Regions from separate parts of the Mus musculus genome. Here region 2 is linked to region 1. The links are chromatin loops, found by intact Hi-C in ENCODE. Cell type or tissue: left cerebral cortex. All regions are shown on one strand. Links, peaks and the distances in the headings refer to the core of each region. The heading gives the core; the rest is flanking DNA.

The links. Hi-C counts contacts between places; a loop is a spot of excess contacts. Peaks named below come from ENCODE experiments on the same cell type or tissue, not always from the same donor. Only the 100,000 strongest peaks of a DNase experiment are listed, where the experiment ranks them.
Region 2: a loop joins it to region 1, with 4 times the contacts of the local background. A loop is called at or near these places in 2 of 42 quality-filtered maps.

Annotation. Positions count from the first base shown.
Region 1 is chr1:38,995,636-39,006,986 of GRCm38, forward strand. It overlaps Pdcl3 (phosducin-like 3), which reads left to right. Exons shown (of 6, transcript NM_026850.4): 5 at 100-308; 6 at 506-1,601. The coding sequence ends at 648. Among named protein-coding and RNA genes, the nearest start is that of Pdcl3, 13 kb to the left of the region's middle. In left cerebral cortex, for the core only: a CTCF peak has its summit at 5,685 (motif pointing right); a DNase peak (open chromatin) is centred at 5,690.
Region 2 is chr1:39,361,027-39,372,377 of GRCm38, forward strand. Npas2 (neuronal PAS domain protein 2) reads left to right here. Exons shown (of 21, transcript NM_008719.2): 21 at 829-2,214. The coding sequence ends at 981. Rpl31 (ribosomal protein L31) reads left to right here and starts at 6,825. Exons shown (of 4, transcript NM_001252218.1): 1 at 6,825-7,229; 2 at 8,988-9,113; 3 at 9,928-10,040; 4 at 10,276-10,885. The coding sequence starts at 7,123. The coding sequence ends at 10,307. It overlaps Tbc1d8 (TBC1 domain family, member 8), which reads right to left. Exons shown (of 20, transcript NM_018775.4): 20 at 10,469-11,351. The coding sequence ends at 11,323. In left cerebral cortex, for the core only: no CTCF peak of the experiment used is centred there; DNase peaks (open chromatin) are centred at 6,766, 7,328 and 8,347; H3K4me3 peaks cover 2,504 bases; H3K27ac peaks cover 1,955 bases.

The DNA.
Region 1 (11,351 bases), core at 2,088-10,087:
TTAAAAAAGAATTCTGCCAAGTGTTAGTAGAAGGACCACTGATGGGGCTCTGCCCGTCTGCTCACCTCACAGCCACTCTTTTCTCTTCCCGTGTTCCAGGATTCCCCTCTGTTCCTTGATAAACCATCACTTGAGTGGACTCGCCAGGAAGTTTCCCGATGTGAAATTTATCAAAGCCATTTCAACGACCTGCATACCCAACTACCCCGACAGGAATCTCCCCACGGTGTTCGTCTACCGGGAAGGGGATATCAAGGCACAGTTCATTGGTCCTCTGGTGTTCGGTGGCATGAACCTGACCATAGACGGTGAGGGCTCTGGAGGGCCTGAGGGTATTGTGAGAGGTGGGCCGGGAACTCCCCTCACAGGGATGTCAGCTTCCGGGACACGAGTCGCATCGCGGTTTTGCTTCATCCCTGCGCAGTCACCTGGAGCAGTGAGCTTCAGGGGGGACCCTCTGAGGGGTGCTGGCGCCTTAGCTGATTTGCTTTTTCTCTGTCTCCAGAGTTGGAGTGGAAACTGTCTGAGTCAGGAGCGATCAAGACAGCCCTGGAGGAGAACCCCAAGAAGCCCATCCAGGACCTGCTGCTGTCCTCAGTCCGGGGCCCTGTCCCCATGAGGAGGGACAGTGATTCTGAGGACGACTAAGATGGCAGTGATGGAACCTTTGAACCTTCTTGATATGACGCATTGTCTGGGTTTTTTATAAGGAGGGAAAAGCAAAATGTATCATTTTGGTTTTTAACCTTTTTATAATTATTTAAATTTTATACATTTCGGATATAATCATTGCTGAACTTTTTTAAGAAATTTGTTGGAACTCTTTAATTAATCATGTTTCTTTAAGAGAAATTTAAGCAAGCTTGTTATGTCACATATCTATGTTTTCCTATGTGTATTTCAGGAAACCATGAAACTGTTCAGTATTTTTTGACATGTAACTCTATAGAAAGGAATGTGGACTTAAAAAATATAATGCGAATAAATTTAAGTTAAAATCTCTATAAAAAATAACAGTGCAAAAAATGAGAACTCAGCTTTCTAGTTAGATCGTTCGTTTTCCTTTTGTAAAGCTAGCAAAAGGAGTATCAGCTAAAAGAAATGGCTGATAATTTTGAGACAGATACTGATTTATCAAATTAGCTGACAGATTTCAGCTCACTGCCATGTCTGTTTGCTTTCAGCCCAGTCTTCCAGGTAAACTAATGTTCTCTATGGCTGTTAAGACACCAGCTATTCTTTGTAGTGGCACATGCCTTTAATCTCAGCACTGGGAGACAGGGGCAGGCAGGTCATGTGAGATCAAGGCCAGTCTGGTTTGCATAGTTACCAGCTAGCCAGGGCTGCGTTACCAAGACCCTGTCTCCAAACCAAGCAGCTCTTCTTGGCTGTAAGGTCCTGTTAGAGTTGGTTTGGGGGAATAAGGTTTAAGCAGATACATATATAAGCTCTATCCCAGTCGATTTGTAAAAATATTTCAGGATATCCTGTAAAGTGACAATGAAAGCCGAAAAATATCTATAATATTTTTGTTGAATGCTATACCCTGTATAGCTGATTGGAATCTTAGAGATAAGAGTCTAAGAATACAGGGTTTACTCAGATTTTATTGTAAGATTTATTTTTCTGTACTCCCAAAACCGACAGTGTGTGAAAATGCCTTGTTTTCTGTTACGTGAGGGCCAAGACCCTGCTAGAACATCGGCCTTTGGAGTGGTTTCCTTCAGAGGCGCTTGTGAAGTTTTAACAGCAAGGTTGGAACAGTCTTGAGGTTTTGTTGCTTGTGATGACCCTACATGGTGTATAGGAGTGCTGCTGCCTTAGAATCTCTGCAGTGGCTCACAGCTGCAGAGACTGACGCTGTGTTTGCCGTAGAGCAGTGGTTCTCAACCTGTGGGTTGTGACCCCTGTGGGGGCCACATAGTAGATAGCCAAATTACAGTTATGAAGTAGCAACAAGGAAAATTTATATGGTTGGGGGTCACCACAGGAGGAGGAGCAGTACTAAAGGGTCACAGCGTTAGGAAGGTTGAGAACCACAGACTTAGCGTGAATTTTTATACTAAAGGAGAGGGGCAGGACCCGGATGCAGGCAGAGTGCAGTGTTGGGAGCTGCAGGCGCAGTTCTTCTGAGGAGCCTGTGTAGGATGTAATTCTTAACAGTCACTGAACCACGTTGATATAAGCGTGGACACTATCTCCATGCCAGACCAGGACCTTGTTGGTGATACAGAGATGGCGAGATGGGAACACAGCAACAGCTCTGATACCTGTAGCCTTGACCAGTGAGCCCCGCCTTCTCACAGTGCCCCGCCTCTGTCTGCACTTGCTCTAGAGGACCAGCAGCATCTTCATCAATTGGGATTAGGATCAGAGCCTGAGCTGCCCATGCCTATAGTTTAGTGAATTCGAAAGGTGCTCCCTGTGGTATTCACAATACCCTCTGCTGCCTCACTGCATTTACTGGGACAAAGGTGGTAAGGCTTGGCACTTAACCTATATACTTACATATGTTTGTTTGCCTGGGTGAGTGTATGCAAGTCACATGGGTGCAGGGGCCATTGGCTCCTCAAACCAGTTACAGGTAACTGTGAACTGACTTGTAGATGCTGAGGACCAAACCCACGTCCTCTGTAAGAGCAGAGCCCTCTCGACACTGAGGCACTGCCATAGCCCAGAACCTTGCTGCTTAAACATGGAGTTCATCTAACTGCACAGCAAGGGATGCAGACGGGGCTAGGAGACATTGTCCTTTCAGAAAGTACCAAAGCGCTAGACAGTAGAGAAAGAGCATCCCAGCTGCAGTGGCGGGTGGGTCTCCCAATGGCTCTGCTGGAGCGAGCAACACGGTGAATCTGAGGTCACGCCCCGAGCTGTGAGGAAGTGAGGAGGAAGACTGTGGTTCCCTCAAGAATCCCAAGTAGCCTGATGCCCGTTCCTAACCCCCAAGCCACTCCATTCTTAAAGGATGGCTTCCAAGATGCAGTGTGTGTGTGTGTGTGTGTGTGTGTGTGTGTGTGTGTGTGTGTGTGTGTGAGAGAGAGAGAGAGGGGAGGGGGATGGACGGGGTGTAGAGGTCAAAATCAATGACAAGCCAGGTTGACAGTGTGTGTGCCCTGTTTCATGATGTGATGGAAAGGTCACCTTACCTCTAGTCTTTCTTCCAAAAACCTACAATCAAGACATAACCACAACAAACCCAGCACAGTAGCTGAATGGAACTTTTGAAACTGTAGATAGAAGTTAAGAAACTGGGTATTCTATACAAAGCACTCGGTTAGCTTCCTAATTAAAAAAAAAAAATTGCACTGAAGGTTTATTTTTAATATGTGGCTCGTGAACCACATCACAAATGGAAGGTAACTTAGGTAGCAAAACAGTGCTCAGCTCTTGACTGACCTGCATCTGTGAGAACTTGTAACTCAAGGGTTCCCCTACGTCTTAGTCTGGATCTGCCCAAAGGCAGGGCCGGAACCAGCATTTGGGTGCAGCGTTTGTCGTTTGTCGGGTGTCTCCAGGCTGCAGAAGAGAAAGCTGAGAAAGGAAGACAAGATGGGGTGGGAAAAAGAGAGGTACAGTGGCTGGATAGTACACACACACCCCCAGTGTCCCCCCACAGATGGAGGCCTGGGCTTACACACCCCAGTGTCCACCAACAGATGGAGGCCTGGGCTTACACACCCCAGTGTCCACCCACAGATGGGGGCCTGGGCTTACACACCCCAGTGTCCACCCACAGATGGGGGCCTGGGCTTACACACCCCAGTGTCCACCCACAGATGGGGGCCTGGGCTTTGGGTTTCCATTCCTGGCTCCTGTAGGTGAGGGCCGCTCTCTGGGGGCATTAACTGCATTTCTTGGCTGTGTGTGCTCAAGAGCAGAGCAGGCATCTATGCCTGGAAGAAGACCACAGATGCTGCAGGTGCAACATGGTTCTGGGCTTGCCTGCTCCTGGCTCCTGGTTCTGCTCTGCTCATTAGGAAGACATTGCTTAGGTATGGGTTCTTGATTTTTATCTTTCCCATGCATATATTCAAAGGAAAGTAGGTGAAAGGAATTGGGTGTGATATTGTTTTCATTCTTAGAAATTATATCCTGACCAGAGTTTCCTCTTCCTCCAACCTCCCTGTCCCAACCCCCACCTCCCCTCTTCCCCAGATCCATTCCTCCATTTTCCTTCAGGAATATCAACCAAACATAATGAGTTACAACCTTCATATTAAGCTACAGCCTTCACATCAAGGCTGGCTGAGACAACCCAGCAGGGCGAAAAGGGTCCCAACTGCAGACAAAAGAGTCTGTTAGGACTCCCACAAGAACACCAAGCTACTGAACCTTCACATACACTGAGGACCTAGCTCAGACACACACAAGCCCCCTGCTTGGTGGCTCAGTCTTGGTGAACCCCTATGAGGGGTAAGTTGACTCTGAGGGGGTTTTTGTGGTGTCCTTAGACCCCTCAGGCTCCTACAACACTTCCCCCCCTTCTTTGACAGTATTCCCCAAACTCCACCTTAATGTTTGACTTTGGGTCTCTGCATCTGTTTCCATCAGTTGCTGGATGAAGCCTCTTTGTTAACAGTTAATGCTGGCTCCAGTCTACAAGTATACCATACTATCATTAGGAATAATTTCACTGATGTTCCTGGCCATGTTTGGTTCTAGCCTGGGTATCTGGGCTGTCCAGCCTCTGGTTCCTAGCTATCTAGGCATTGTCAGGGGTGGGCTCCCTCTCGTAGTGTGAGCCTCAAGTTGGACCAGTCAGTGACTGATCACTCCGACAAGTTCTGTGCCACCTTTACCCCAGTACATCCTGCAGGCGGGACAGATTGTAGGTTGAAGGGTTTTGTGGCTGGGTTGATGAGCCAGTCCCACTGCTGGAAGCTTTGCCTGGTTATAGAAGATGGTGGGTTTAGGCTTCATATCCTCCGTTACTAGGGTCCAGGAAGTCTTCACTGCACTAGGCTTCTATGTTAACCCCCAAATGCCTCCCAATTCCAGTCATCTCTCCCAGTACTCTCTCCCTCTGTCCCTCCCACACCACCCCCACCTGATCCTTCCAGTTCCGATCCCCACCTGCCCCCACTACACTTGTCAAATCTATTTCCTCTTCCCAGAGAGATCCATGGATCCCTGCTTGGGCCCTCCTTGTTACTTAGCCCTCTCTGGGTCTGTGGATTGTAGCATGGGTGTCCTTTACTTTGCAGCCAACGTCCCCTTGTGAGGACATACCATGTTTGTCTTACTAGGTCTGGGTTACCTTCCTCAGGATGATCTTTTCTAGTTCCATCCATTTGCCTGCAAATCTCATGATGTCATTGTTTTTAACAGCTGAGTAATACTCCACTGTGTAGGTGTGACACATTTTCTTTATCCATTCTTTGCTTGAGGGACATCTAGGTTGTTCACAGTTTGGGGCTGTTACAAAGAAAACTGTTATGAACATTAGTTGAGCAAGTATCCTTGCTGTGGGAGCACAAAGTTGTACAGCCACTGTGGAAATCAATATGGCAGTTCCTCAGAAAACTGGGACTCGATCTTCCTCAAGACCCAGCTATATCACTCCTGGACATATACTCAAAGGATGCTCCATCCTACCACAAGGGTCCAGTATTTTAAAATGTCCTTTGAGTGGCTTTGATGCCTCCCTTGCCAGTTAGGATGCTGGTGTTTTCTAGATCCTACCAGAAGGTGGCGCACGCTGACAACTTAATCACAATTGCTACTGCCCAAGGAAACCTTACAGATGGCCCCTGCCTTAAAAATGAGAAGCCAGTGTGCTTTGTATGAATGCAATCGCATAGACTGAGCCCAGGGAGACAAAGAGGTATCGGGTTGTTTTATTTAACTTTACCACTCTAGCTTTTAAATTTCAACTCTCCATATCTCTTTGCTCATTAAGCTTTAACTTGCTGAGAATGCCACCTTTCTAGGAAGACTGTTGGTGGTTAGAGTCCCCTGAGCACTTGTTAAAGGGAGTGCAATCTCTGAGGGGAAGAGCGAAACTTTTGACAAGAACCTTTCTGAGAGGGGATCTTGCAGCTGTAAAGATCCGTCACCACAGCAAGGGGATGGTGCATCAAAGAGCGGGAGAAAACAGCAAACAGATCTCTTGATAGCTAAAGCAGACTGACTTGAGCCATGCAACAAATACTACATTGTAACCCGAGGCAAAAAGTAATTACACAGTATCTATTATCCAAATATACGTGTGGAGGGAAAAGTTGACTAACAGAAATGAGTGTGTCCTCTCAGCACAACTTTGTGTTCCTGGGGGAATTTGAGGCGTCTACAGGATGAGTAATTCTACTCACTGCGCATGTGCTATTGAGAGTACCTCCTCAGGGTCAGCAGGCCCATCAACTACCCCCACCCCCTTCCCCCCACCGCCCACCCCCATCCCCCATCCCTTTAGTTTCAGCCCAGGTTTTCTGTTTCTGATTCGATGTTTCAGTCCTCTTGGGAATCTTTATGGACTAACTCCCAAACCCAGGCCCCCTTCAGCTGCAGTGGCTTTGCTGCAGCAAGAGACACTCTAGGTTTCAAAGGAAATGCTACAATGTTCCATGTTTTCAGTCCAGCTCTGGGCGCCACAGTTTCAACAGACCTGTGCTACTTTGCATGACCTCACATCTTTCCAAAGCAAGCTCCTTGGCATTTTCTGTGATAAGCACCATAGACCAGAATTCCCAACTGGCTGATTGAAATCACAGTGATGTGGAGAGGTTGGAATGTTATAGGTCCACAGGCTAATTCGGTTATTTTGGGCTAGCTTTAGCCCCCTTATTTAGAGCCAGTCCTTGCCCACACCTCAGTGTTGAAACTAACATCCTGACTAATAGATACAAACTCTTGCAATCTATTACCTTAGTAGACTACAGTTTCCACCAACTCCAAAGCTGGAAGTCATCAGCACCTTAGGCCTGTAGAAAAGGGTGCCCATCTCACCCACCGTACCTGCCCTTCTGGTGTACTCACCAATGTGTTTTAAATTTGCCTTGGTTTATGACATTCTATATCCTGTACAATCTGTAAAACTTCATGAAACTGACCCCCGTACTGGAACATGGAATTAGGGGTAGCCTAATCTGTGTTCCCAGGCTGTGATCACTCAAAGTGGCTCCAGGATAAACTATCTCTTACTCTTGTTAAGGTGAGCGCTATAGTTTCTGTGTTGATGGCAGGTACAGCTGTGAGCTGTGTGGGGCAGGAAGTGAGATGGCAGCTGTACCCACCTCTCAGTTGGAGGCACTGTACAGCATCCAGGCAATTCTATGCTATCAATAAGGAACAGAACAAGTCGGGTGTGGTGGTGCACGCCTTTAATCCCAGCACTCAGGAGGCAGAGGCAGGCGGATTTCTGAGGTCGAGGCCAGCCTGGTCTACAAAGTGAGTTCCAGGACAGCCAAGCCTATACAGAAACCCTGTCTTGAAAAACCAAAAAAAACAAAAAAAAACAAAAGCAAAACAACAAAAAAAGGAACAGAACAAGTACACTCTTTTCTTTCAATTTTCATATATATGAATAATATATTTGTTAAATATTAGGTATTTTATATCTATTAAATAGCTAAAAATGCTTGAACATAAAATCTTATTAAGTTGTTTGACTCTTATAACTACTTAATAAAAGGAACCGTTGCTAACACTTACTTTGCCCAGTGCAGGATAGTGAATTTAGGGCCCTGTGCACACTAGGACAACACTCAGGGCTCTGCGCACACTAGGACAATCCTTTTCAATGAACTTTGTCCCAGCCCAAGAAACTGGCCAGTATTTCTTTTAGCTTAATTGCACATGAGCCAAACCTAGTGGGCCACGAGCCGACCTGCTGGGGACTTAGGACCTTCTGAAGCAGTGGTTTGCCTTTCTGGTTTATGAGTGAGTCTGACGCTCAGCTGGTTGGCTCAGATTCTTCCCTGAGAATTGATTACCTCTGGGTCCAGGGAGGATACTGTTGAACATGTCAGGCAGGGACCTGGGGGAACTCTAAAGGCACCCACCTTCCTGACATAATGATCCCTTCCTCTCTCTCTGCTGTCTGTCACATCAACAAAGCTTGTGGGTCTCTTGTAGTACCAGTGGAGGTAGCATGACCTTCCTGGGCCTCAGTTTCCATATCTGTGCAGAGGACCCATTCCATGCCCATGCTGTGGAAATTAAGTGAAAGATATGCAGGCCGCATGGTGTCTATGGTCTTCCTGTTATAACCGGCAGCGGCAGCCTGTTTTATTGTATTTTATTTTGAGGCTTTAGTGCAGGAAAGCTTTGCATGTGGGATTAGCTTCTTGGTCTACACCCTGTGATTCTCAGTGGGGCCTCATATGACCTGGAAACTCGTAAGTCCACCAATAAAGCTTGAGTCTCACTTGGGAAATGTCACACCATTTCCCCTTTGCTTTATGTGGCTACCCTTACACAGTATTTCTTGTATAATGTATTTGTTCCCATGTTCTTCTTTTTGTTCTTAGTATGTTAAGAAACACTCATCTCTCTCGGTCTTTTATTTTTCCATTCTGTGGTCTGATCTGGAAGAGGCCTTTCCACAAAAAGCACGAAGCCATTATGTTGTCACGTGAGACTCTATCACTTCCAGGACAGATCGCCAAGAGGTAGAATTGCTCTCTTACTGGTTTCCCTCACTGAGATTTTATGAAGGCCACTGTGGTGTCACGGTCTTGGGTTCCCTCAGGCACTTTGTCAGTATGACTTGCCCTCTAAATATCAGGGTGGCATCGCAGGACTGGGGTGTTAGAGTCCTACTGGGGCATCTGGGCCTTCCATTTATCTCTGGGGAATTTTAAGATATGAATCCTCAGTAGAGGCACACACATGCAGTCCAAGGTACCTACTCCATTTCCCCTTGCTTTAGAACGAGCTTGAGAGAGGAAAATGGACAGGACATGAAGCAGAAGTGACATTTTATAATGGGGAGGGTTGTCCCTTGGGACTTCTTGTTCTGCTTCTTCCATCTCTCCCCAAGTGAATCCTGCTGCCTCCGTTCTGCCTCTCTTCCTGTCGGTGACAAGTCCTGGAAGCATGAGCTTCTAGCATCAGTGGATATATGTGGATGTTTTAATGAGTTGGGAGAAAATCCCTTTGAAATAAGTTTTGAGTCCACATCCATCAATGACATGGAAGCTCTATAACTGTGAGGGATAGTGGGTAGATTTATGTCAACTTGACACAAGTTAGAGTTATCTGAAAGGAGGGAACCTCAAGTGAGAATATGTCTTTATAAGATCTGGTTATAGGGCATTTTCTTAGTGATTGATGGGGAAGGGCCCAGCCGTTTCTGGGTGGTGCCATCCTTAGGCTGGTGGTCCTGGACTCTATAAGAAAGCAGGCAGAGCAAGGCATGCGGAGTAAGCCAGTAAGCAGCACCCTCCATGACTACTGCATCAGCTTCTGCCCCCCAATTCCTGCCCTGTTTGAGTTCTTGTCCTGACTACCTTTGAATAAACCTTTTCTCCCCAACTTGCTTTTTGGTCATGGTGTTTGATCGCAGCAATAGAAACCCTGACGAAGACAGTAGCTTATTCTAAAAAGATGCAGTTCCCTCAGGACTTGACCTGCTGCTAACCTGACTCTAGACTCACAGGAACATGAGAGAGAGAGAGAGAGAGAGAGAGAGAGAGAGAGAGAGAGAGAGAGAGAGAGAGAGAAGGAAGCATGAAAGACCGAGTGCAGACAGGACAGGAGGTTTGAACAAAGGCCATTCCTATCCAGACTTTTGCTCATTTGGAAAGGACCAGCCAGGTGGAGGTTTCCTTAATTTCTGGTTCATACCAGTGGAGACTTTTAACTTGATCTCATGGCTCCCTGTCAGGGTTAGGCCTAATCTAGAAAAAACTTGAGGCAGCAGAAAAGAGTTAGGAAAAAATGGGACTGTACGAAAGGGTACCAGGTTTATTCTTTATTCATAGGATTGTGCCAGTGGGTGTGCAAATGGCTAAGGGAGCACAGAAAAGTCTGCTCCTAAGAGCTCCTTGGCCTCCAATGAGGGTCCTTGATGGCTACTCTCTTGCCTGTTCTCTTTTGGAGACAGCAGGCCTGCTGAGTAAGCACACAAGAATATGGGGCATGGGGACGGGAGAACTCAAATGTGTACCCAAATAAAAGGACTGCCAAGGGGGTTCACAGCTGAAGGCTGCATCACTGACTGTGTGATGCAAATTAGTGCCTGCTTGCCCGGGGCCTGCAAGAAATCAGGTCAGGATCATGAGGCTTCCAGAGGCTGGTCTGAAACGTGCCTAATGAAGCTGGCCTCTCCCTAAGACCGTAGGCAGGCAGGAGGGAGATTTCGGTTAAGGGATGCAAAATAGGTGGATTTCCCCAGAGCCTCAGATCACAGCCCAGGAAGGATGCACAAGACATCCCCTCAGGCCATGAATAGCTTTGGGTTGAAAGATCTGATCAGCAGCAAGTGAGTGGTGAGGTTTCAGACCTGCACTCTATAGCTCTTTGCCCTCAGTTTAAAGCTCTCTACTGCTTGGCTCGGTCACGGTCACGTGCTTCCACTCGGTGGGTGGCTTCAGTTGAGCTTTGGTTTGCTCTACTGTACAATCTGAACTTCTTTGTGTGGACTTCGCAGGGCTGTAAGAAAAAGAAGTGTTAGGATTAAACTACAAACTAATGTATATCCTGCCTTGAAAGGGGTCTCCTGTTCAGGAAGGGACTAGTAAATTTATAAGTCAAGCCTGGCTACTACCGTTGCCCAACAAGCCCCCATGAACCTGGCTTTATAAACAGCACTGCTGCTATCGGATCAACAGATTCCATGGCTTGTCTACACTTGTATGAGCCTTAGTGGGGGAAGAGGCTGGTAGGGACTGAAGGGGCCAGACCTGACTCGTCCATCCTTCTAAAGCTTGAGCCAGGCTAAAGTGGTTAGAAGCTGGATGCATGGGGACTATTGGATAGCTTTGCATTTTGTGGGATATAAGAGGGAAGGTCCCTAGTGGAAGTTGTGTGTGATGTGTTTATAAAAAGGTAAAGAGGTCTAAGATATGTTATATGGGGGTGTGGTGAGGTATGGGGGGAGGGGTGCCTCGGTGGGCCCATGCCAAGGCATCCATCCCTTCCCCCTTAGGGACTAGTAACACGACAGTATAGTATAGAATAGAGCTTATTCAGGGCTTGGGGGAGGAGTTAAGAGGGTAGTAGAGGCGGAGAAAGGAGGGGGAGGGGAGAAGGAGGAGAGGAAGAGAGGAAGAGGAGAGGAGGGGGGAGGGGGAGGGAGAGGGGGAGAAGAGGTGGGCCATGGCCATGAGCACTTGAAGAGAGGGGAAAGGGAAGGGAGAAGGGAAGAGCCCAAGAGGTCAAGAAGGAAGCAAGACTAAGCAAGAGGC
Region 2 (11,351 bases), core at 1,966-9,965, 370 kb after region 1:
TAAAGATGCTAGAGTGCTTCAGCAACCGTGGTGCCCTTGACATCTCAGAGCACATGCATACATGGAGGTGGGCTGCACAGCACAGCTGTGTGCTCCGGCCCTAGCGGTGCACAGAGAGAATGGTAGAGAAACCTTCCTTCCTGAAGGAAGGCTCAGAGGCATCTCTGGCAGAACCCGACCATCAAGAAAATACTGAGTTTGAGTGAAAGAGAAGAGATGAGAGGAGGGTGTTTTAGCAGGCCAGGGATAGGTATGCTGCCAAGTCTCCGAGGTAGTATAGGGGCACTAGGATAGTAACAAGGGACATTTATTGTAGGCAAGATTGGAAAATAAGAGTGAAACTGCCAAAGTCAGACTGACTGGTTGACTGATTTGCATTTCCAATCAGGAACTTGTCTTTCCAGGTTCTGGAAAAACGGCAGTATTTGAAGTAGACACAGGACCTAATCTAAGAGCCATGCACGTGTGTGCAGATTCTTCCCCACCCATAAATTACATGGGCCTCAGGCTCCACCATCCACAAACACAGAAGACTTTACATAGATGGTGTGCTTCTGATTCAGCCTCAGTCCCAAGCCCATTGACCCAGAAGGAGCCCCCCCCCCCTTCCCCACCCAGAGTTGATGCACAAGGGTGCAGTCAGAAAGCTTGGCTTTTCCCCATCATGCACTCAGACATGCACTCACCAGCACGCATGCCTAGCGGTCTGAGGAGGGAGTCCCAGAATCTGGCAGCATCTGCTGCAAACCCCAAAGGTACTGAAGTAACTTGAAGAGTAGAGGGACTGGCCAGTCACGCAGCCCCTTTTCTGCTCTTTCCTGCGTACAGGCACCAACATCTCTGCACAGTGAGCAGCCGGACTCGCTCCTTCTCTCCACCTTCTCCCAGCAGCCGGGAACCCTGGGCTATGCAGCCACACAGTCTACACCTCCGCAACCCCCACGCCCCTCCCGCAGGGTCAGCCGGCTGTCAGAGTCCTAAGGTCTCCAGCAGCCATCAGGGTAATACCCTGACACTGGAGTCCAGACGCAACCAGCTTTAACCAATGGAAAACGGGGTTGGCCGTGGGAGATGGGATGAAGCGTTTACGTGATTTTGGCGCACCCTGTATACATTTCAGAACTCCTGATGGTAACGTGTCTGGAGTGTGGCACTGGCAGAATGGGGAAAGAACAGGAATATTGGCCATGATTCTTTTGCCCTGGGCTTCTTGGGCATCCGCTACAGCCATACCAGACAGGAACCAAGTGTCCCCGTGTTGGCACCGCTTCCTGGTCTATTTGCAGAGGTGGTACCCCTCGCTGCCTCCAGGAGAGAGCGCTCCAGGTACTCTACCGACTGAGACAGGTCCCAAGCCCTAACAGGCCTTCACTCTCTTGATAGTCTTTCCTTTACAGTCAAGGACTACGTTAAAGGTCTCTGGAGAGAGTATAAAGAGATTATTTTTCATCGTTTTTAAAAGGTTTTGTTTTAATTTGCACACCTGTGCACAAGGGAAATAACTTAGGCACTTTCGGAGTTTGTGTTTGTTTTGTTTTGTTTAATAAGGTCCCATGGCTTCTTTGGGAATCCACGATAAGAAAAACAACCCCACCAATCAGATAGCGGAGCCTGTTATTTGAAGCTGCAGAGCCACACCCTTGGCCTAACCCCTAGCAGACTGAGGCTCTCCCATGCCTACCAGGGGGTGTTTTCCTTCCTAAACAGAACACTGGATTCTTCCTGTTAACTTCACCGAGAGTAGCTACAAAGGTGGACTTAGAGCCAAGCACAATCTCACAACGATTCCAGAATTCCCTAGAGACCTCTTGGGGGGCAACGGGCAGGCTGCATCTCCCAGGAAACCAGGCAAGGGCCCGCCATCCTAGTGAGGCAGGCCACCGCACCTTTCCACTTCTCTTCCCCATGATTCCGAAGATTGGATTTTCCTTTTCAGGATGCACTTTGCTTTTTTTTTTTTTTTTTTTGTATGTTTTGTTATGTCGAGGTATTTCTAAAGAGAAGATTTTATATAATTATAAGAGGAAGTGTAGTGAATTGTACAGCTGTTGTAATAATGACCTATTTCTATAAAAAAATAAAATTGTACGGATTATGTGTAAATTATTTTGTATCTGAGATACCAGTTCCATTCCCACATATGAAAGTATAAAGGTTTCCTTGTGTTTTTCTGTGAGTGAACATTTTGTAATAAATTAACAAGTTTGTACAATTTCCTTGGTCCCTTGTTGTACATCGACACATATATCTCTTTTCTGGGAAACCTTAACATTTTTTGAGCTGTTGAAAACTTCAGAGGTAAAGTCCTTAGTCTGTTTTCCGTTGCTGTGATAAAGTAAGTGCGGCGGAGAAGTCAGAGAAACGGGCTCAGAGTTCCAGAGAGTTCACATGGTCACGTGGCACTGTTGCTCTGGGCCTGTGGTTGCCTCCAACGTCATCGAATGAGTTCATGGCAGAAAAGGTCTGCTCATTTCAGGACTATCAGGAAGCAAAGAAAGAGTAAGGGGCAGGGATGCCAATAAAGGAATACCACTAACAGCCTAACTTTGTTCCAGCAGCTCCACATTCTATCAGGCTACACCCAGTAGCTGAGGTCCAGGGTTTCAGCACATGGGTCTTTGGGGGCCGTGCAAGACCCAAACTTCAGTATGGCAGAAGCTCAAACAATAACTGGAATACTGGAATGGAAAGCTTGTTTGTTTGTTTGTTTTCTTTTTTCCGAGACAGGGTTTCACTGTATAGCCCTGGCTGTCCTGGAACTCACTCTGTGGACCAGACTGGCCTTGAACTCAGAAATTCGCCTGCCTCTGACTCCCCCGTGCTGGTACTAAAGGCGTGCACCAGAGAAAGCCTGTCTCGAAAAACCGGAGGGGGGGGGTGGTGGGGGGAGGCGTGCGCCACCACTGCTCGACAAATGGAATTTTTTGAACTGCATTATTCTGCCAGTTCCCTAAGGCTTAAAGCTTGTGACAGAAAAGCAATGCTTTGTTGAAGAAATGATGACAAAATAATAACAGGAAAAAGTTGCTGGGAACATCTCAATCTTGTAGACATAGGTAGCCTGCAGAAATGATGGAGACGCTCCCCACCAAAGCATCCATTCATTGTTTGCAATTGCTTTCAATCAGGACAGATCCGAAGGACTCCCACTACCAGCATGAAGACCAATGATACCAGCAAGGTAGGTGTGCCTGTGTGTGATATGTGCACACATATGCAGCACAGCGGGATGTCTAGGTCTCAGTCAGCTTCAGCCACCTTGTTCATGATGGTCAGCATACTAAAATGAGGGTGCGCCAGAGGTCCTGGCGGTCTCGACTGAGTGCTTCTAAGTTCTTGTTCTCTTGTTCAAACAATTGAAAGAAGTATACACAAATAGTGAATTAGCAAGGGTCTAATTCAAAAAATAGAGTAAACATCCAGACTGGATGCATTGCTATGAAAGCAGTAAGCTCCAAGCAAGATTGCCCTGGGTTAGCCGGGCGTGGTGGCACATGCCTTTAATCCCAGCACTTGGGAAACAGAGGCAGGAGGATTTCTTAGTTCGAGGCCAACCTTGTCTACAAAGTGAGTTCCAGGACAGCCAGGGCTATACAGAGAAACCCTGTTTATTGTGCAAAGCTTCCTCTTATGGGACCAGGAGGAGGAGGGGTTAGTTGCCAAGGATGAGATGTAGGTGATTCTGTGATTCCATTGAAGGGCTTGGGTTATGTAACCCTTTGTTCATTCAACATGTTCTTTATCATGATATGTTTCATCTTACTCATATGCATGTCCAATCATGCCCAGGCATGGTTGGTAAATAGGAGATTCCCACCCCCACCCCCCCCAAAAGTTCACTCAATGGACACAGGCTGCCTTACTGCCCATATACTGAAGACCAGCCCAGGCTGAGTTGGGCTCACCTCCTGCAGTTCTTTTTTTTTTTTTTTCTTTCGAGACAGGGTTTCTCTGTGTAGCCCTGGCTGTCCTGGAACTCACTCTGTAGACCAGGCTGGCCTTGAACTCAGAAATCCACCTGCCTCTGCCTCCCAAGTGCTGGGACTAAAGGTGTGCACCACCACTGCCCGGCCTGCAGTTCTAAGATATGTTCCAGCAAGTTCAACCACAAAAGGGGAGTCACCAGAGGTTGCTAGGGAGTTAGTTGAGGGTATAAGAATTGACTAGCCACTTTGTTTGGAGAAGGTTGTGCACGGAACTCCGTGCAGATGCATGTCCCAGGGTGCTAAGCTGCCTCTGAAAACTACCCACTTTAGGAGCTCATGGTTTAGGAGCCACCTAGATGCTGGCTGCATGAAGCTAAAGTTCCTTCTAGGGCTCTATTAAGATAGACAGGTCTGTAATTTCTCCTCTTCTGTAAAATGATGATGGCTCCTTCTTGGTTCTCTAGCTAGGATCCATTTTGGATACCATGAGGTTGCTATAGATATGTACCCTTGATTGCTCTATCCTGAGGGTGGGGGTGGAGTGGGCAGGAAATATTTTTCATTCACCAAGAGGAACATTTGGAAAGAACTTGAAATGAACCCTAAAAACATGAAGTCTGTATGGAACTCTGACCTATTTTTTTCTCTTACCCTAGCATTGTCTAAGGGTTAGAGATTGGGTTTTTCTGGAAACAAACTTATAGTTTAATTGTAGTCATACTTTAATTGATGGTTAGACTCCTAAGTGGAACAAGATTGTTAATGGACACAGTGTATTCATTCTCCTAAGGCTGTCTATCTGGAAGTCATTAAAAGAGGGTGGAGTATGCTGTGCTCCTAATTTAATTTAACTCTGCCTGAATTGTGCACATGTTCAAAATTTGGGTTCGCTCAAAAACCTATAATTGTGTAATTTTCCACTAAATGCATGCATCATGGGAATTGTAATCACTGACCTCTTCATTCATTATCTTTGCTTATTAAAAGGTCATTCTGTAACTACATCTGTGTCCCAGAAAAACCATGATCATACTGTCTGGAAAAGTACAGTGTCTTGGCTCAAGAGTCAAGATTGAATGTGACCTCAGTTTAAGATACTACAAACAAACTAAAATTGTAACACCTTCTGTCTCTAACAACTAAAATCCCCTTGTACAAACAACATTGTTGTCATTGTTAGACAAGGTATCACTATGTAGCTCTGGCTGGCTTGGAACTCCCTATATAGATCAGGCTGTTCTGCAACTTACAGAGCTCCACCTGCCTCTGCCTCCCACTGTGGAATTAAAAGTGTGTGCCACCACACCTGGCGAAGTGAAGCAGTTCCTAGTCATGACTTTGCACTCTTGCCAAAATGTCCTAGTAAAAATTTAGCGATATAAAATGGCTTTAATTTCTGTTCATGTTGTAGCTTGACGATCTCAAAGTCAGCCAGTAATATACTGAAAAAAATCTAATCTGAGTCATCTAGAGAAATGCTATTAGTGCTCAGATGGACTTCATATTATGGAGATAAATAGCCTTGCTTTTCTGTAGAAAAGCTCATTAGAAATGAGGCAGGGGAATTTTTTTTCCTTTTTGATTTTTTAGCTTAATCATGTGTGGACGGATATGTCTAGTTTATTGACTCCTTAAATTATTCATGTTTTACTTTTAGTATGAAGTCAGGAACTCACAGCCTTTTATAAACTCAGCTTTTCTAATTAACCATTATTTATTAACCATAACTAATTATCATTTCTTGCTCAAGTCAGCACACTCTGACTAGTGGGCTCCTCTGTCTTCTTGCTAAAGATCCCAAATTCACATTTTCATATTCTCTTTATAGCCCTTCCTCCCTCTCCCTCCCTCAGTCTCTACTCTCCCCTTCCCTCTCTCCTCCCCTTACTCTTGGATCTAGTCTCATTGTGTAGCCAAGACTGGCCTCTGTGTAGTCCGTCCTTAATTTGGCATCCTCTTGCTCTGCCTCCTGAATGCATCGCTCCAGACTTCCTTTTAAATTATTTTTGAGTGGCTCTGCTTGGGAGATTGCGTTGCAATTTTCTGAGCTCAACCCCAGTACCAATCAGCACTCCCATAGAACCCCTTCTGGTTTGGATTCTCTAAGAACTAGAACCGAGCCTGTCTGCTCCTTTCCTCCTAGCCCCACTGAGAAGTCATCAGATATTGTCAAGCGTGTTTAGCCCACTACAGTCAAGGATATCTCGAACTCCTGATCACCTAACTCAACCCACAAAGTTCTGGGATCACAGGTGTGCACCACCACACGTGGCTGTGGACACTATTTTCTTAAGAGAGAGAGAGCAGTTGCCTGTCCACCCCAAGTCTGACCTTTGGGGAATCCAAAGGCCCCAGCATCCCTTAGCCAAAGGAGGCAGAGACATAGGTTCCTTGTAAGATCGTGGAGTTTCTGCCTGCCTGTCTTCTTGCCTGTGAGATCCTGAAACTTGCTCATTGCTGAAACTCCAATAGACAGGCTATTCGGACATGTTTAGATTCGGAGATCTATTTTCTACGGACGTGCCTGGCATTTCCGTGGGCATTTTCGACTTGGAAAATAAATTCTTTTGTTGTCGTCTCGGTCATTCCGGGGACCTTCCGCCAAGCACAGTATCTAATAGATTAAACAAACGTAGAGTGAGTGAGCGAGTGCACCCGAAAAACTGGAGTATCTTCCCTCCCGGCCGGGCGTTCCGAATCCGGGTTCGGGTTGGGATTTAAATCCCATCCCGCACCTCCACTGCTCAAGGCAGATTGCAAGAAGACTGACAAGATCGACCCCGCCCTGGGCCCGCCCTGGGTCCGCCCCATGCCGCTCGCTCCGCCCCTGACGCGCGCTGTATTTACGCCCCAGCCTAACTCCTAACTTCCCTCGCCACACCTCTTCCTCCTCGCCTCCCCGTGACCCGGAAGTTGTACGGCTACGCGACTTTCCCTCCCACAAACCCTCGCGCCCTTCCTTTCCTACTTGGGCCCGGCAGAGTGAGTATGGCTGCGGGGTCGCGGCTCTGAAATCCGGCGCCATCCGCGCCCGGCGCGGGACGGGCAGGCTCGGTGGGGTTTGTCCCGCGCCGCGCGGAGGCTCTGCGGTCCGGGGCGGTGGGAGGACGGCCTGCGGGGTACGGGTGCACCTTAGCTCGGGCTTGGGCTTTCCCACTACCTGCTTAGAGCCTCCCTCCCTGTCGCCTGCGTCTAGATGGCTCCCGCAAAGAAGGGTGGCGAGAAGAAGAAGGGCCGTTCTGCCATCAACGAGGTGGTGACCCGAGAATACACCATCAACATTCACAAGCGCATCCATGGAGTGTGAGTACCGGGCGGGCGGTGTGGCCCGCGACCCCCTTCGGGCTCCGGCCGGGCTGGGCTGTCACCCGCGAGCCTTGCTTACAGACTGGGTGCTCTAGAGGGCAAGCGGGTTTATTCCGGTGTGGTTGTGTGTACGTGGAAGGTGTGCGGGGTTTGGCTTGCACGGCAACCGGCTAGGAAATGGAGACTGGAGGCTGTGATGGAGTTTGAGGGAGCGGTTAGACTTGGGGAAGGTTGGTGGTGCTAAAACGTGAGTTCTGGTAATCCGGACGTGTAAAAGGAAAGTCAGTGACTTGTACGCTGCAGGAAAGTGGCCGGTTACTACCTCAAGTGCGAAATACGATTTTTTTTTTCGTCGTCCGATTATACAGATTTGTGCAAATTCGGGGCAAGTTGTAGTAAAGTGGCGGTTACAGAGAGTGATTGCGGTCCTTATTTGTACACGACCTATCTGCATTTGCGTTCCAGCCCTAGAGCTTGAGTTCTTGGACTTGATGGTTTAGTATTTTCGGAGAGATTTTGCCGGGTTGAAATGTGTGTCTGCACCTAGTGGGTTGCCCCAAGGTCTTTGCCCGGTATGAATACTGCTGGTGGTCGGCCACGTTCCTTCCTCTATGGTTGGGCATATTAAGCACTATGAAGCACTATTTAGGCCTGTGACAAAGTGAAAGTAGGCCACAAGTTAAAGGTGGTGTGGGTGTTGCCCAGTATGTGGAAGGAAGAGTCGCTCTCAGGTGAAAGGTACTCTTTAAAAGCAGCCTTGAATAGAGCATTGTAGAAGCGAGTCGTACCCCCCCCCCAGGCCTTTTGTATTTTGTTGATAAGGCCCTATGTGAGAATCTCTAGCCTCCTTCATTCTTTGGTAATTTCTTGGTCCCCATTGTGGTGTAAACCAAGCCTCTGCTTTGTTCCACTCCTTGCTTTCCCTGTCTCATTCATTCGGGTAGTAGTTGAGCCCAGTGCTAGGTCTGCCCTCTGAGATCTACTCACTGACTGCGGCAGCCCCACTTTTTCCAATTCCCTAACCATAACATTGAGATTGCTCAGTGCTCCATCTCTTTCCTGGTCTTTGTAAGTGATACCACCTGACTGGTTGCTTGCGTGAGTTTTTTTCAAGCTAGCTGTGAAGTGGGTTGTCTGGGCACTAGAGACAGGCTGCGGGTAGGTAGAATAGAGAAAGCAGATGCTCTTTGTCTCACTTGGAGTGGACTTGACGGGTGTTGAACAGACCTGGGCTTTTTTGGTTGATTGGTTTTTGGATTTGAGGTCTTCCCACCCAGCCTCCATGTTGGGATCATTGGTGCGTGCACCATGCTCTAGAAAGGTTCAAGTTTTTTGTTTTTTAATAGCCCTCTATCATGTACCCTGGCTATATTCATAGGAGAGTGCCTGCCTCAATTCCACAGAACTTTGTCTTCCTTTTGTATGAGTGTTTTGCCTGAATGCTTGTATGCTCCACATTGGTGCTGGAATCAAACCTAGGTCATCTGCAAGAGCAGATATTTTTAACCGCTGGATCATCAGGACCATCATTCAGGATTGCTGTGAGCAGGCCTGGTTGGTGACTGATACTCTGGGAAAGTGAGCGGGACATCTTGAACTATAGGATGCTTGGAATTTACCCCTACATCTTAAGTACTGATGCTAGTAGCTGGACATTTCATGCTTGGCCAGAGGGTTCTTCGTTTCATGATGGCATGCCATTTACATATATAATTTTTGACTTTTTTTTTAATGTGCTTGTGTTCTGAACCTTAGGGGCTTCAAGAAGCGTGCTCCTCGGGCACTCAAAGAAATTCGGAAGTTTGCCATGAAGGAAATGGGGACACCAGATGTGCGCATTGACACCAGGCTCAATAAAGCCGTCTGGGCCAAGGGAATAAGGTACTGAAGTTACTTGGTGCAGTGATGACAGCTTATCCAATTCCTTATATAGTGTGTGTGTGTCACATTTGAGAGTTCAGTTAGCAGATGTAGGGTAGAAAAGATACTGGGACAATGCCTCAGGCTAAGCTTGTGTCTTCTGTTGTAAGGGAGACAGCAGTATTGGAAGAGCTCCATTGGCTGCAGGAAAAAGCAGTGCTTTAGAGCCTAAGGTGTTGGCCTCCCTGGGAAGGAGTGTTCTGCTGCCCAGAAGGGTTGATATATGTCATGTCCTGTAGCCTATAAGGGGATTAACACCGAGGTTGGGGAGTCCCTTGAAAGTGGATTAAGTAAGATGGGGCGGGGTACAGCTGCTATCATAAGCATACGGTTTGAGGTGTATTAGATTATCCAACAGAGAACTGCAGTATCTGCCTTGAGGTACGGTGAGTGGTGGTACACGAGAGCATGGAGAAGTTTGTAGAGATCTGGGGCCTAAATAAGCACCTAGCAGCTCCAAAGATTACGAAGGAAGGAGATAAGTCAGCTATGTGGCTTCTGAAGGGGGAGGGTTGTGTGTACCTTTTATTTGAATTAATGGCTATTATCTGTTGGCAGTCACTTTCTGTCTGCTTAAGAATAATTGGTTACTGTTGGTGACTGCCTTGACATCCTAACAGGCCTGACACATCCTGAGACTGGCCTGTTGCTCATTCACCTGGGTGTTTTCAAGGTCATAGAGGCTTGTTTGCCAGAACACAAGGAACAGGGATAGATGTGAGAAACTGCCTTGTTTCTGACGGAAGCATTGACCTTAGCAACACATTTTTATTAGGAACGTTCCATATCGCATCCGAGTACGCTTGTCCAGAAAACGTAATGAGGATGAGGATTCCCCAAACAAGCTCTACACGCTGGTAACTTACGTGCCTGTTACCACATTCAAAAGTAAGTATCCCAGCGTTCCGCAGGAGTTATTGTATGTGAGATGATGTGTGTCTTAACTATGTTCAGTGAAGAGGTAAGCAGCAGGTTAAATTATCAGATGTTCCTTAAAAACTAACTGGCTGGGGGAAGATAGTACAGAGGTTGCTGGGAAGGGCGGCACAGGCCATGGGTTGTGCAGTGGCCTCCAGCTGGGGCAGGATGCGTGGGTGCTGACTGGCTGTTACTCTCCTTCCAGATCTACAGACGGTCAACGTGGATGAGAACTAACCTGCTCGTGTCAAATAAAGTTGCAGAACTGCCTTCAGGGTTTGGTTTTCCTTTCTGTTGTCTGCCTCATGGGTGGAATTTTTGGGTCTACAGGGTGTTGGAAATTAATCTGAGAATCTCTGTTCTGGGTACATGGGAAATTAGAAATACGTGAAACATTCTTTTCACAGAAGTCACTTTATTAGGATTGTGGATTTGGGTTGGTTTTGAAACAGGGTTTCTTGTGGCACTGCTTGTTCTATAGAATAGGGTGGCCTTGAACTCAGAAATCCACCTGCCTTTTCCTCCCTAGTATTGGCAATTAAATGCCCAGCTTGTTTGTAAGCTCTCATTTTCAGTTCCAGGTTTATGTGTGAGCCTAAGATTAGGTAAAGATTGAGGTTATAACTTAAACGTACTGAATTAACTTATGTTGTGTGGGTCCCAGGAATTGGACCTGGGACATCAACTCTGCCTTTCCAGCCATCTTTGCCAACCAGTAGCTCATCTCTGGGATGTGTCTGCCCTCAAAATGACATTTTAAAAAAGTCAGTACAAAAGAACGATTTTTATTAAAAACCTTGAGGACAAACATTAAAGGCATGGTTTGAACATGTTTTTGTAAGGGCATATAAAGTGAATACGAGATATATTAAATGGTTTCAATTACCAGCATTGAAACAAAATTAGTGCAAAAAAAAGCCAAATACAGTTGTACAGGCAATGGTTCTGGGATCTCTTGTTTCTGACCAGTGGAAACATGAGCCTGGGGTTGGTGTCTCTTAGTTACGGTGGCATCTTTTTCTTCATCAAAGGGCAGACTCACTATCAGGATCACAACAGAAACACTGGTCTCAGCAAAGTTGATAGTCACAGTGTATGTAAACAGGGCGTCCCACCACTCACCTGTCCTCTTAATAAATAGAAATGCGTCAGACCTGCAGCTGTGACTGAGGTGGTGGAGCTCCCTGGTTGTAGGCTGACAGCTCTTGCTTTGGTGTGGTCGGCTCCAGTGTGTTCTCCAGCAGCTCAGGGCCTACAGGTCATTGAGCTTCAGTTCTGCCT